Regions from separate parts of the Mus musculus genome. Here region 1 is linked to region 2. A link is a contact called in ENCODE POLR2A ChIA-PET data. All regions are on one chromosome and are shown on one strand. The core of a region is the stretch at or near the end of the contact, and the rest is flanking DNA. Distances in the headings are between cores, read along the strand shown.

Region 1 (7,135 bases), core at 1,947-4,446, 550 kb after region 2:
GAATGGGAGAAGGTGAAAGGTCAGGGTTCATGGGAACTGTGTAAGAATGGCATTCCAGCAGACCACAGGTAATGCCAGCCTTGCAACATTCGAGTGAGGTGTGGTGACAAGACGGATAGAGTCTGGCCAGGAACTAGAATTCCCAGCACCCAAAGGCTCTTGTAAATCAAAGTGCTGGGCCTGCTGCTTGAACTTTGTCCCCAAGGTGTTGGGGTTTTAAACACATTTCTGCATCTTCCACTCAGAAGCCTTCTTCAGGGAAAACTGCAGGCTGCCCAAGGCCTGCCCAGCTGGGCTGGGTGCCATCCTGCCTGACGCATTGTCCATTGCTGAACTCCCTGTCTGCCTCCTGGACCTCTTGATCATGCTGACCTCATAAGGTGATATGGGCACAAATGGATTGGCAATAGAAACTACTTGGAAGCATCTAGAAGCACACAGATCCCTGAGCAGGACTTACAGTTAGGCACTGGCTCAGAGGCTGGTGTTGAAACAGAAGTAGAAACAGCTCCAGAGACCACCTGCATTTCTGTCTCCTCCCTCCTTTCCCCTCCCTCCACTGCCCTCCCCTTCCCTTCAGTGTTCTTTGGATCCCCTTGTTGACTTCAAGGTAGGTTACTGTGGAGCCCACCATGATGCAGAGAAAAGCAGCCTCAGTTCTCAGCCTTGGCAACTTTCGAAGGGCATGGCTTGCTCAACTTGTCTGTTTTAAGACAGTCTCATGTAGCCCAGGCTGGCCTAGAACTCACGATGCAGCCTGAGGATGACCTTCACAATCTGAGCTGAGTGCTGGAACTATATGGGTGACCACCTTTTATGCAGTATTGGGGGTTAAACAAATATGGCTAAGTGCATGCTGGGCAAACACTCTTCCCTCTGAGCCACAGCGCAGGCCTCCAGGACTGTTCGGAAGTCAGGACATCTCACAGCTCCAGCTGCCCTTAGAAACTATTCCCTTTAGCTCTCCTCCCCCATCCCCTTACTCCACCCAGGGTGCCCACAGCCTCCCTGTCAAACACTGTTCCTTGTGACTCTCTTAATAACAGGTCCAAGGCTCTGCCTAAGTCTCCTTTGGTGACTCCTTCACCTGCTCCTCCCTCCCATGATTGCTCTTTGAGTCCCTCGGTTCCGGGGCGCATAATCCAGTATTAGTTTACCTGCTCCACTCATTCCCAAGCAATGATCCAAGAATCTGCCACACCCATCTCATACAATACCACTCTGAAATTCCTTCTTCCTCTCTCCTGAACCCTGCTAATCCTTCCACACTCAGCACAAATGCCAACCAGACCCTAAGCTTTCCCCTATCACGTTACCAACAGATTAAATCTACCAGGACTCTGTTTACCTTGGTGAAATTATGTGTCTTCTGAGCATCACAGCAGCAGCTAGTATTATGGGTCACTGGAGAACTTGGAGTCCACACCAGTCAACAGGGTCAACTGCTAGTCTCGAGGAAGCAGGATTTGAATGCACACAGGGAGGCAGCAGTTGGTCACTGGGTATATTCAGCATTCGCAGGACTTCACCCTGTTATGTTTGTCCACTCTAGCCACTAATGAACTTAATGAGAATGGACTGGGTTGCTGCTTTCTTCCCAGACCAGGGGTACATAAAGAACTTCTAGGGGTATACTGAGGGAAAGTAAGTTTAGATCGGCACATATCTTCCCTATATGCACAAGCTAAGAACTCTTTCTACTGGCCTGAGCTCAGAGATCCTTACAGCAGGACGCTGGACACAGGAGGATGTGAGAAGGTAATATTGGTGCAGACTGCCTGAAACCTGCCTGGCCAATGGTAGCTGGAAATATGACCAAGGTACAATCCATACTTTCAGGTGGAGACACCTGAAAGCCAGAAGCTTTGTATTGGTGGCCGGCAGGAACCAAGGGCTCTGGGACACACAGGGCTGGAAGGCTGGGGAGAAGTCAGAGAGGCAGGACAGGGTGTCTTACTGCGGAGACCTGGCAGAGGAGAGCCAGTCAGCAGTTTCTGTATGGCCCATGGAAGGCTTTCTCGGTGTTTGATCCCTGCCGCCAGACAGACCCAACACTGTGAAAGGTCACTTGATTGCAATGGTCTGATAATCTACAGATACGAAGATTCAGGAAAAACTGGTTTGTCCTTTCTGCGTGGGTACTACCCCCACTGAGCTTCCCAAAGTCCTTGCACTGTCAGAAGCTTTCCCCTAGCAGAAAGGGCAGTGATTTTCTAGCCTCAAGACCAGCTCACTCATCTCACCAGCTGGGTGGTCTTCTGCAAGCTCCTTCACCCCTCCTTGTCTGGAGCTGCTTCCTGTAAAGTGGGGTGAACTTGCCCACCGCCCAAATGTTGCTGAGGGGATGTGGGCGGGCCTGGGAAGCTTGTGCTTCCCGCGGATCTGCCCGGTCTTGGCCACCAAGGGCTGTCTCCCAGTTCATGTTCTCTACTACCCAGGAAACCAACCAGACACTGCAGACGTCTGAGCCCAAGAGGAGGGAGGGCCATCTCCTCGGGGAACCTCCCGCCCCTGCGGCTTAAGTGGAGACTCCCACCCAGGCAAGGCAGGCTGCAGTTTGGGGATGGGGAGACGCTGGGGGGTAGATCTGAACTTCAGATCCCGGTTCTCCCGAGTCCTGCTTACCTGCGGCTCCAGCAGCCCGCGCTGCTCGGCACTGCGGGACGCCGGGCGCGCAGCGCGAAACGCGGAGAACACGGGGATGCGGTGGCCAGGACTGTACAGAGTGGCGAAGCGCTCGGAGCCCGCGAAGCGTTGACAGATCCTCACGTGCGCTTCGGTCGCCAGCCCGGCGGGTGGGGTCCCCTTGTAGAAGAAACGGTCGCATTCGCCGAAGCCCGCTTGCTGCGGGAGCAGCAGCCGGGCCTGCAACAGCCCTGCCAGGGCCAGGAGGCCGCCCAGCGCCAGCCAGCGCGCACAGCCCATGGCGGCCTCTGCGCGGCCGGGCGCCGCTAGAGCAGGGAAGTCCGCGGTGAGCCTCTCTGGCGGGGCGGCTCTGGGCCAAGGCCGCGCCCCTTCTCCGCCTCCACCCCGAAGATGGCTGCAGTGCTCAGCCGCGGCTTTCTGCGGCTGCACCCACCCCTGGAGACCGGACACCTGCCGCGGCGCTGCTGTGTGCCAGAGCTCCCCCTCCGCGCTGGACTGGCTTAGCCCAAGGGGCTGTCCCCAGGGCTGGCGCTGAGAAGTCGGACCTTGCGTGCACCAGGTTCCTCCGGGATGGGGAGATGTCCACAGAGGAGACGGTGCCTACCCTTCCGCATCAGACCCCAGTTAAGAAACCCTGTTAAAGCCGGGTTTTTGGTAGAGGCAGGGGGATCCGTAAGACCCTGCTAAATAAATAAATAAATAAATAAATAAATAAATAAATAAATAAATAAATAAATAAATAAATACTGATAAAGGAAGTTCTTAGGCAGACAGCACAGCCCGGCCGTGGTTTACTTGGTATGAGCATTAGATATCAAACCGAAACTCAGAAGGGAACAAGACAGCCAACACCCTGTATTCATCCCACTGCTCACATGCCTCTGCACACCCCCACCTTGAATTAGTAGAGTGATAACCGACAAGAGCAGGATCTCTGTTTGGTGAGCCTAGTATTAATTAAAAAACAAGCAAACAAACAAACAAACAAACAAAACATGCTGTTTACGGAATCACTGAAAACCCAGTGTTAATCCACTGCGTGACTCCTACAGGGTTTTAGGATACAGTGAAGGAAGTTGGCCTGAAAAGATGATATCTGAACTGACACCCTGAGGAAGGCAGCCCCAAGCTGGACTTTCCCAGAGGGGAAAAGAATGTGGGAGGGACTTGAGACAGGCTGGTGGAATAAAGAGCAGAGGAATCTGGCTGGGATGTGAGCAGAGTGATTGACTAGGATTAAGAAGCCCAGCCCCGGTTCCCACTCCCAGTAAATAACTAGCTGTGGTGGTGTGCACAGGGACCAGGAGTTCAAAGGCAGAATGGGCTTCTTGGACCCTGACTCAAACTGAAGTAATTAATTTAGTTTAAAAATAAAACTGAGGTCTGGAGCAACAGTATACATTAGGTTAGGGAACTGAGAAGGGCGACTTAGGCTCGTAATTCCGGGACAGAGGTTAAGACCAGCCTGGACTACAAATCAAGACCGTTTCAACAAACAAACAAACAAACAAAATAAATAAATAAAACATCACTGAAAGCTTGGATCTTTCTACCATAACCAGGTTGGGGAGATGGCTTCATGGTCACAGTGACTGCCACGCAAACTTGGCAGCGGGGGTCCAGATATAAGCAAGAGGATCTGTTTGCGTTTGATGCACAGAACCTGAGTTTAAAAAGAAAAGCAGGGCAAGGTGGCACAGACTTGTGATCTCATGTTGGGGGCACAGAAACAGCTAAGTTCTTGGGGCTTGAAGATCAGCTTGGCTTCCTTGGTGAGCGTCAGGTCAGTGAGAGTCAATGTGGACAGCTCTAACACCCAGGACTCTAGCTGTGTACATATCTCTGCCCCACTGCCTCAGACCCACAGTAGGCTTCAGTTTTATCCAAGCCTCCTGTGGGCTGCTGCCAGATATAAACATCTAATGTTGATAATACTGTCGACTTGACTTCCTTGTGCTCATAGCAAAAGACACTGTTTTTGATTTTGCTTTTGATTGCTCACATGTTTACTTTCCAAGGATAAAATTATAAATATTTTGAATTTTATTTTAAAAAATTAAAAATTTCCTTATCTCAAGATTCCAGAGGAAAAACAATTACAGGGTGGGAAGGCTTAGAGCTAATTCAGATATTTGCTGATCGCTCATTCCAGGGGAAGGCTGTCTTAGAAGCATCAAGAATGTTCAAGAATGCTTCCCAGTCTGTCCCTGCTGTCTGCCTGGTCACCCTGAGGCTCTCCCTTTCCACAGACTCTGCTCACAGGCAGGCAGCCCTCATAGTCCAGAGCTTCTGACTCAGGCCTGAGAAAGAGGCAGTGGCTGATGTCAAAGACAATGACATTAGCATACACTTCTGTGGCTTCAGTTTCTAGCCCAAGTTATTTGCAAAGATGAGCTTCCCTTGTCCCCATACCCAGATATTGCACCCTACCACCACACTGAATGAGCTCTTAGGGCTTGCCCTTATCTGTCAAATGTGGATTTTATTCCATCTTCCCTCCTACTCTATGTTGCAGATGGGAAGACTGTCCCTCTACCTCACTCTCCAATCACTCTTCCTGTGCCTTTGAATAAAGCCAGCCCCATGCTGATCATAGGACCACTGAAGCCACCCCGCTCAGCTCTCCTCTCTGACCACTCCCACCTTGCCCCATGCCCTAAGAGCTATTGAGTTTCTTGCAACCCTACAAACACGACACATTGCACTGGACCTTGAGCCTCTACATCAGGAAGTTCTCTTCCCTTGGCTAGCTTTTCTCTGCAGTCTGCCCCAGCTACCCTCACACCCTCAAGCCCTTCACCTTCCTAATAAGCTCATACTTTACGCCCAACTTGAGGTTAAAATTCCCTTCCACTTGTACCTATTAAGCACAGCATTTCCTCCTCCACCTAAGCCATAATTACCTTCACCCTTAGGTACTGTGGTGATTTAAATAGGTATGGCCCCATAGACTCATGTGTTTGAATGCTTGGCCCATAGAGAGTGGCACTATTAGTGGGTGTGGCCTTGTTGGAGGAAGTGTGTCACTGTGGAGGCGGACTTTGAGATTATATATGCTCAAGCAACTCCCACTGTCTGGAACACAGTCTTCTGCTGCCTGCTGATCAAGATGTAGCACTCAGCTCCTCCAACATCACTTCTGTCTGCATGCTGTCATGCTTCTTGCTATGATGATAATGAACTAGACTTCTCAAACTGTTTTCCTTTATAAGAGTTTCTGTGGTTATGGTGTCTCTTTACAGCAATGAACCCCTAACTAAGACAGACATATTCTGTGTGCTAGTTTTAAAGTCAAATCCCATGTAGTGAGAAAGAGGAGAGGGAGGAAAAAGGGAAGAAGAAAGGAAGGGGATAAGGAAAGGGAGGGAAGAAGAAAGACTTTTTCTTACAGCGCTTCATTTAGGCTTGATTGCTCCAGTCCATTTGTTCTCAGAATGCCTCTTTTCCTATTTATGTGTACGAGTGTTTGCCTGCATATGGTATGTGAACCATTTGTAAAGCTGGTGCCAGTAGAGATCATCAGGGGCTATTGAATCCCCTAGAACTGGAGTTGTAGACAAGTGGGAGACTTCATGGGGGTACAGCTGGGCCTCATTTTTAGAAAAATTTCTTTCTTCTTTAAAAAAGACATGATTCACTTTAATTTTATTGTATTTTTTAAAATCTGTGTGTGGTAGCCACAGCGGGTGCTTGGGTCCTCTAAGTAGAGACTCTGGTATGGATTTCCACAAGAACAGTGATTCCTCGTAAGGAAACTTGATGAACACAGTCTCTTTCCAGAGGTCAGGGGTCAGGTAGCTGTAGGTCTTGCAGATGACATCAAAGTTGGCCATGGCAAAGTTGCTCAGAGTGGCAGTGCAGCCCCTGGCTGATGTGTAGCAGTCATCTATACTGGCCATCATCAGTAGCTTCTTGGGCACAGGAGCAGAGACAATGCCAGTGCTCCCAGGGGCAGGGATGAGACGCACCAGCACAGAGCCATAGTGGCCTGTCACCTTGCATGGAACAACGTGGGGATTGCCAGTCTTGTTCCCCCCAGTAGCCTCTCTACATAGGAATGATAGAGAGCTTGACCAAGATGGTGGCCCCTCGGATGGCAATGGCTACCTTTCTGGAGCACTTGATTGTGAGGAGCGGGTGTGGCAGCAGTCCCAAGTTGGCGCCTGGGACTGCAGCTAAGTCTTATGACTTGCACCTGACTTCCTCATACACCTGAAAATAAGCCACGACCATCGTGAGAGCTGCACAGGTGCACCATGATGCTGGTGGTTTAAACAAGTCCATATTTGGTGGAGACATGCCCCTGCCGCCCTGATCGGCTGAAGCTGCGTGCCTGGTGAGGTGACGTGGCCTGCTGTGAGTGGATGAGGACTGAGAGTATATAAGAGTGAGAGGCCCGGGGTTCGGGAGAGAAAGATGAAGAGAGATAAAGTTGAAGCGAGAGAGATGAAGACGGAAGTTTGCTGAGTAAACTGCTGTTTGAAGGACT
Region 2 (6,637 bases), core at 4,049-6,548:
GAAGCCTTCTATGTCCCCCTTTCTGAACTGTGTATCTGTAGTCCTCAATGCCACTACAAAAGGAACTTCCCTTCCCTGTAGTGTCAGCATGAGCACGGATCATGGACTTCTACATGGCTTCTGGCAAGAGCATGAACCATGAATATCATCAAGGATTCCAGCATCTGCACACTCCAAGAACCTTAGCATGGTCTCCAATGACAGTACAAAGAAATCATGGCCACCTGTCAAAGCACAAGCCACAGGCACCATCATAACCCTCAGCTGCAGCAAACCAAGGACAACACATGACCCAGTGGGTCAACATGGTCCACAGAGGTCCATACAGTCCATGGCACAGCTCAGCCCCCACACACCATCTGCATGGCTTTAGGCAGCAGCACAGATGAGACTGTACAGCCTTCAGTGGTAGCACAGTCCATGGACATCAACAAAGCCCTCCAGCTTCAGTGGGACTAGTGCCCTAGACAGAGCCTCAGGTGGCTTCACAGGTCACTCACATCAATATGGCCCCGGTTGGCAGTATGGGCTCTGGGCAGCAGCATAGAACACTGACATCTAAATGGCCCTTGATTGTAACATCTGCATGACACTAGGTTCAGCCCCCCCCCCCCATCCTGAACCCAGGCATGGTCCTCTTGTGGCAGCTTAGCCCACAGACACCAGCATGTTCTTTTCTTAAAGAATTTATATTTAGTTCCTCAAAGGGGGAAACAATTGTAAAACATTCAGGCTTATGAGATATTCTCATATAAAACTATTTCTTCACATACACCATCTGTCATGAATTTGTCAAATTTGACACTATGCTCTACATGATATAAATTTATCATAGTATACCTCTGAATGTTAACTGGAATTTTAGTAGTAGTTGTTGAGTTTATAGTGTTTAGACATTTAGGAAAGAAGGAAGTAATGGAGATTCTAGACTGCCAGCTGTTCAAAATTCTCACATACTCATTTGCTCTTTCCAGAATGTCATACCAAATTAGGATTTTCAATCTTGTATTAGTGTAGTCTGTGTAGGTACAAAAGAAAGAAGAGTATTCATAACAATAAACCAAGTCCTGGAATAAGCAGAACTATCCAAATACCTGTGTGAGAATAAAAGTTTGTTTTGAGGACTGGAGAGATGGCTCAGTGGTTAAGAGTACTGACTGTTCTTCCAGAGGTCCTGAGTTCAAATCCCAGCGACCCCATGGTGGCTCACAACCATCTGTAATGAGATCTGACGCCCTCTTCTGGGGTGTCTGAAGACAGCTACAGTGTACTTAGTTGTAATAATAAATAAACCTTAAAAAAATTGTGTTGAAGGTAACCTCAAAAACAGTTAAGTTTTCACTTCTTAAAATATTAAAATATGGTCAATGTTATTATGAATTGTCTGGTACCTTGAGAACATTGTGTTTTTATTGGTTAGCTAGAAATAGCTAGAATCAGCTAGAACCCCATCATTTAACATCAAACTAAGCTAAGTGATAACACTAAGTGATTATAACAAAATCACTTAGCTTACAATTCACAAAAGAAGCAGAAAAATGTATGCAATCACTTGAACCAAAAAACTAGTTCTAAATAGAAAACCCAACTAGCTCTTCCCTCTTCCAAACAAGCAGCAAGCATGTAACCGGTCTGTCTCTACTTAGCTTTTTAAAGTCTTGCCTCCAACGATTAAACCCCTCCTGGTGCCTCTTGTTCCCTTTCTCCTCTACATCTGTCCCAGGGCCAGGAAAGGGGAAAGAGAAAACCTTTTCCTAACCTACAAGACTCCTCAACCCTAGACTGATTTTGAGGTTTTTAAAACTGACTTTACTTCCCAGAACCCACTTAATGGTAGAAGGAGACAACACCTCCAAAGCTGTCCTGTGTCCTGTGGCGGGGGGGGGAAGGAAGAGGTAGGGGCATCATCATGCACACAATTAATAAAAACTATCAAAGACGCAAACAGCTCATCAAACACACCCATTACTCTCCATTGCTAACTTCAACAATCTCTCCGAAGCATGGCTCACTTTGCTGTCATTCACCTAAACCCTCAGTGGAGGAAGCAACAAGGACTGTCCCTTAATCCCACAGGCCTCTCCTTGAAAACCCCCTGGATTTCTAACCACTTTTATTAAATGCCAGAGTTCCTCAAGGCTTGGTCCTCAAAGTTCCTTTTTGTCTACAAGGATTCTTTTGGAAAGTCTCATCTACTCTCAGCTCTTTATTTTTTTCAGTAGCTTTCAAGTTTAAAATACAGAATTGAGATCTGAATCTAAAACTCTAAACTCACATTATTCATTGCCTACTTGGATGTCTCAATAGGCACCTAAAATATAAAATGGCTATAACCCAATTCTTGGTTAGTTTCCAAATCTGCTCCTCTCCCACCATACCAAAACAAGTGGCACTGCTATTTACTAAATTGCTCTATATAAACCCTAATAAGAGGTAATTTTCATTCACCTCTTATCTACCCTCTGCAAATCATTCAGGGTTCTTTTTCCATAACATATTTAGAATCTTTTATACTGCCATTTTGCTAGTTATGTTTTTAGTTTGAATTATGTGAAATACTATTTTGCACATTTCTTAAGTATGCTCTTCCAAACAGCTTGCTAATGACAATGATCCTTCCCATAATGTATAAACCTCCCATGTAATGTAGTGCCGGGCTGACCCTTGTTTCATTTCCTGACACTGTGTTTTGACACTGTCTCCCTACCAGTCTTTCAGCAATCTGGACTTTTTTGATTTCAAACACCCACAATACACTCTTATTTTCATTTGCTGCAATTATTCTGCCTGCAAAGCTCCCTTCTTCCCTTCAGTTGCCTGCTCACAAGCCTAACACTAAGGCATTCTCTGGACACCTTTTTATCAATGCAGCTCCAAGCCTACTCTTATATACATGGACTACGGTGGAGTAAAGAAGAGTTTCTCTTCTGTTTCCAATTCCAGACACAGAGTCACAAGATCCATTTTTCCATTAAACAGGCTTTAGATTTCTGTTGGGGCTACCATAAGGACTAGGGATTAACTACATCCCGGTGGCACTGCCTTGGTAGTAGCCCTGCAGTGCAGTTCAACTAAGTTTCCAATTTCTAAGTTTTGAGAGCAGAGAGCTCTCCTTTCTCCAGTTTAATCAACTGTATCTCTTATATAATTCACGTGTTCGCTGACACTTAGTTCTGATAGTTTTTCCTTTATCTTTCATTTATCTGGCAAGGAACTAACTCCCAAATGCTTGCTCCAACTCTTCTCCTTAATCTCCTCTAGTTCTTTGGCAAAGGTATACCCCACTATTTGAAAAACTTGAAATATTCTGACCTTATCACAAATTCTAGTAGCCACAGAAAGTCCAAACTGCTGAGATTCCTAAGTGAGACTTTCTGAAGGTGTTGGTAATCTCTATGCCCTCTTCCTCATCAGCTGTTAAAATTACCCAGAAAATTTCCTGACATCCCTCATTATTCAATTTTCACCTGTTTTTCTAGTTCTTCTTTATCAACTCTACCTTTATATAATCTCTGCACATTCGAAATTACCCTCTGGTGTCCGGAAATTACCTATTGTCTTGTCACATACCTTAAAAAACTTGCAGTGCTTTCTTCTCTTAAATTCCTTCAACACGCAGCTAGCTTATCTTCCTTTCAAGATCCTATCTTCCCTAATACTGCTAATCAATCTCCCCCAGACGCCTCTGGTATCAAAACCTGCAGCGCAGTAATTATCTAATTAGTACAGTGCTTTGCTCCTTCTTCAGAGTGGGATTTCTATTCAATTCCTTCCTGTAACTTTAGGACCAACGGTCGGCTAAGTACAGGAACATTTCTAAAAAGAACTCCAGTTTTCTCACATTTAATTCTTATTTCTTCCTATTGGAGCGTTTTCCAAAAGACTGAGCGCCACAATCCACTCTTAAAACATCAGTGACTAACTAAACCCGCAGGCTTAATTTTCCCGATCGCTTCTCCAGAGCAACTTTTCCATACAGAGTCTAGTAATGGGAAGTGGGAATGCCCGGGCTCCGCCTGCAAGGGTCGCGCAACAAACAGAGAGGCACGGCAGCAAGGGCGAAAACGCACTCTGGGGACCACGGACGCCTCAGCGGCTGCCACTCTACAAACCTGCACACCTACCTGTTAGTGAGTTTCCGAGACGGGCCGTTACGCTCACGTGACCGACAGAGCTTTGTGTTAGCGGGCCTGAGAGTGCACCAGCCAGGCTCGGGACAACGCTCCAAAGCACCGGCTGAGAGGACAAGGGAACGCAGGGTGGAAAAGGAGGTGCTCCAGAAAACACAGTTGCAGCCTCCGGGAGTGGCACGCGGCCTCGGGCAGCCCGCCATCCTGCGGGACGAGGGCTGACGCCAGATCGCGGGCCCCCTGAAAAGTGAGGCAACCCGGAGAGCCGTACAGGCCCACCTGGAACCCACGCGATTGCCGCCCCTTACCGAAAACTGAGAATCAGAAGCCGCCGAGACCGAGGCTGCCGCCATCTTCCCACCTGCGCAACCCCAGACGCCGTCCTTGAGCTCCTCCTCCGGATTCGACAGCCGCCCGCCTGGGGCAAGCGGAATCCAAGTCCCCGATGGAAGGGGCGGGCGAGCTGCGAACCCTATAGGAGCCTCGGTCTCGCAAACCACAAGGACGCCACACTCAGCGCGCACGGGAAAGGCAACGCGTCTTGATAGACGCCTTCCAGTGACCAATCAGAAAAGAGGACAACTTCTGGTGGCAGGGAAGAGCCCGCCTCCTCTCTCGGTGACGTCACAAGGTAGCGCATCGCGGAGCCTGCGGGAACGGCAACGTCTGAGTTGACAGACGGCTCTGGGAGCGTCTGAAAAGGGATGGATTTTCTGGATGAGGAAGCAAAGGCTAGGGCTTCTGGAACCTTCAGCGCCTGCTGAGGCGGATGACGGAAGCTGAATAAAGGAGAATGGAAAGTTGACATACTCCATCAGCATCCCAGGAATAAACTCCAGAGAGCGTTGCTTCTCCATTTGATGTACTGACCTTTCGGCCAATGACAAACAGAAGTAGGAGGGGCTTAAGGATATGGTCCAATGGAAGCCAAGGACTGAAAAAAAGCGGCGTTTCGTGGACCCCCTGGCCAATGGGCTCAAGCGCACCAGCCAAACGACGACTGGCCGTGGCTTGTGGGCGGGATCTTTTCAAAGCGGATTTCGCGCTCTGAGAGCGGCGGCTTCCTATTGGTTGGTACTTTCTCTCTTTGTGGGCGCTCCCTGCCGAACCTAGGCCAGGGACTGGGCGGAGCTTTCTAGTGACGTAAGGCTCTCTGTAGCCAATCGTAGAGAGGGACGCGAGACCGAGGAGGAAGCGGAATCCACCGCCTAGCTCCCGCTTCGTCTCCCTCCGCCGCGGTCCGGGCCTAAACGGGAGCGGCGGGGCGGGCGGCAGTAGGTGTCCCGGGACGGCGGCGGAGGCGGAGGGAGACGCAGGGGACCCGGCAGTTACCGGGACTGGGCCACAGCAGCAGAAGAGCCCGCGGGCGGGGCAGCCGAGTTCCCGGAGGCCCCGCCTGAGCGCGCGCGGAGGAGCCGGAAAGCAGGATGGCGGCGTCGGCCTTGTACGCCTGCACCAAGTGCACGCAGCGCTACCCCTTCGAGGAGCTCTCGCAGGGCCAACAGCTCTGCAAGGTCGGTGGGCGCCGGTCGTTCAGCGCACCGCTCCCCGCCAGGGCCCGGGCATTATATGGGCGAGCCCCGTGTCGACCGCGTCCCGCCTGCTCGCAGGTTGGGCTAGCTCGGCCGCTTCTGGCGGTCTCGGGTGGGGCTGAGCCAAGCGGCCACCAGTCCTCCGTGTCGCAGAGATTGGGTGCAGACTCTCTCATCCCAGCTTTGGCAGGGACTGCCCTCTCCTTCCACTGGGAGGCAGGGCCCGTGTTTGCACTTTCTTGCTAGCAACCCGAAGCTGCAGAGCTGATGGCATTCTGCTTCCCTGTCCCGGAAAGCGAAGCGACTGGTTTAGGAACAGAGTGCTCTCTGATTTGGAGCTCCTCCCATCCCATAAAAGCCGGGATGCTGTCTGTGAGCAATTGTACAAAATAACTAGTAGTTTCACATGTAAACCACCCCTGGAAGTCAGTCCTGACAGCTTCCTTAGTTTCTCTCTGTTCCATATACCCCCTCCGCACCCCCCCCCTCCACTAAGGACAAAAATATCCCCATGGAATTATACTCTGCCTGACGGCTGATGTGATAAGTCACCCAGTTGTTTACGTTGCCAGCCAGGTTTTATTGACATTTCAGGCACTTGACTAAGTCGATTAATTTCTACCAAAGAGTGAGATTGGGTCTCTGAAATAAATACTGACTTATGTATTATCTTATTACAGGAATGTCGGATTGCACATCCTATTGTAAAATGTACTTACTGCAGATCAGAATTTCAGCAGGAGAGGTTTGTATACTGAGCAGTCTTTCATTGTTACAAATTCGTATAAGGAATAATTAGGGGTTGTAATATTTGTGTTAAAGTGCTTTGAAAAACTGATTTGTTTTTGAAATTTAAAATTTAGAGCTACTATGTACAGTATGAGAGAAGACATTTAACTAAAGAAATTCTGGTTTTACATGTGAAAATAAGGGATAAAATTGATAGATGGAAAATGTACACTTCTGCCAACAGTC

The links. ChIA-PET counts read pairs that join two places held with the same protein, here RNA polymerase II (POLR2A).
Region 1: POLR2A ChIA-PET joins it to region 2 with 10 read pairs in Patski. The contact joins the promoter of Endod1 here to the promoter of Fam76b in region 2. POLR2A ChIA-PET finds 5 or more read pairs at or near these places in 2 of 5 experiments (Patski and embryonic stem cell).

Annotation. Positions count from the first base shown.
Region 1 is chr9:14,378,046-14,385,180 of GRCm38, forward strand. It overlaps Endod1 (endonuclease domain containing 1), which reads right to left and starts at 3,197. Exons shown (of 2, transcript NM_028013.3): 1 at 2,626-3,197. The coding sequence starts at 2,925.
Region 2 is chr9:13,822,418-13,829,054 of GRCm38, forward strand. It overlaps Fam76b (family with sequence similarity 76, member B), which reads left to right and starts at 5,299. Exons shown (of 10, transcript NM_176836.4): 1 at 5,299-5,644; 2 at 6,343-6,407. The coding sequence starts at 5,558. Cep57 (centrosomal protein 57) reads right to left here and starts at 4,690. Exons shown (of 11, transcript NM_026665.4): 1 at 4,439-4,690. The coding sequence starts at 4,483.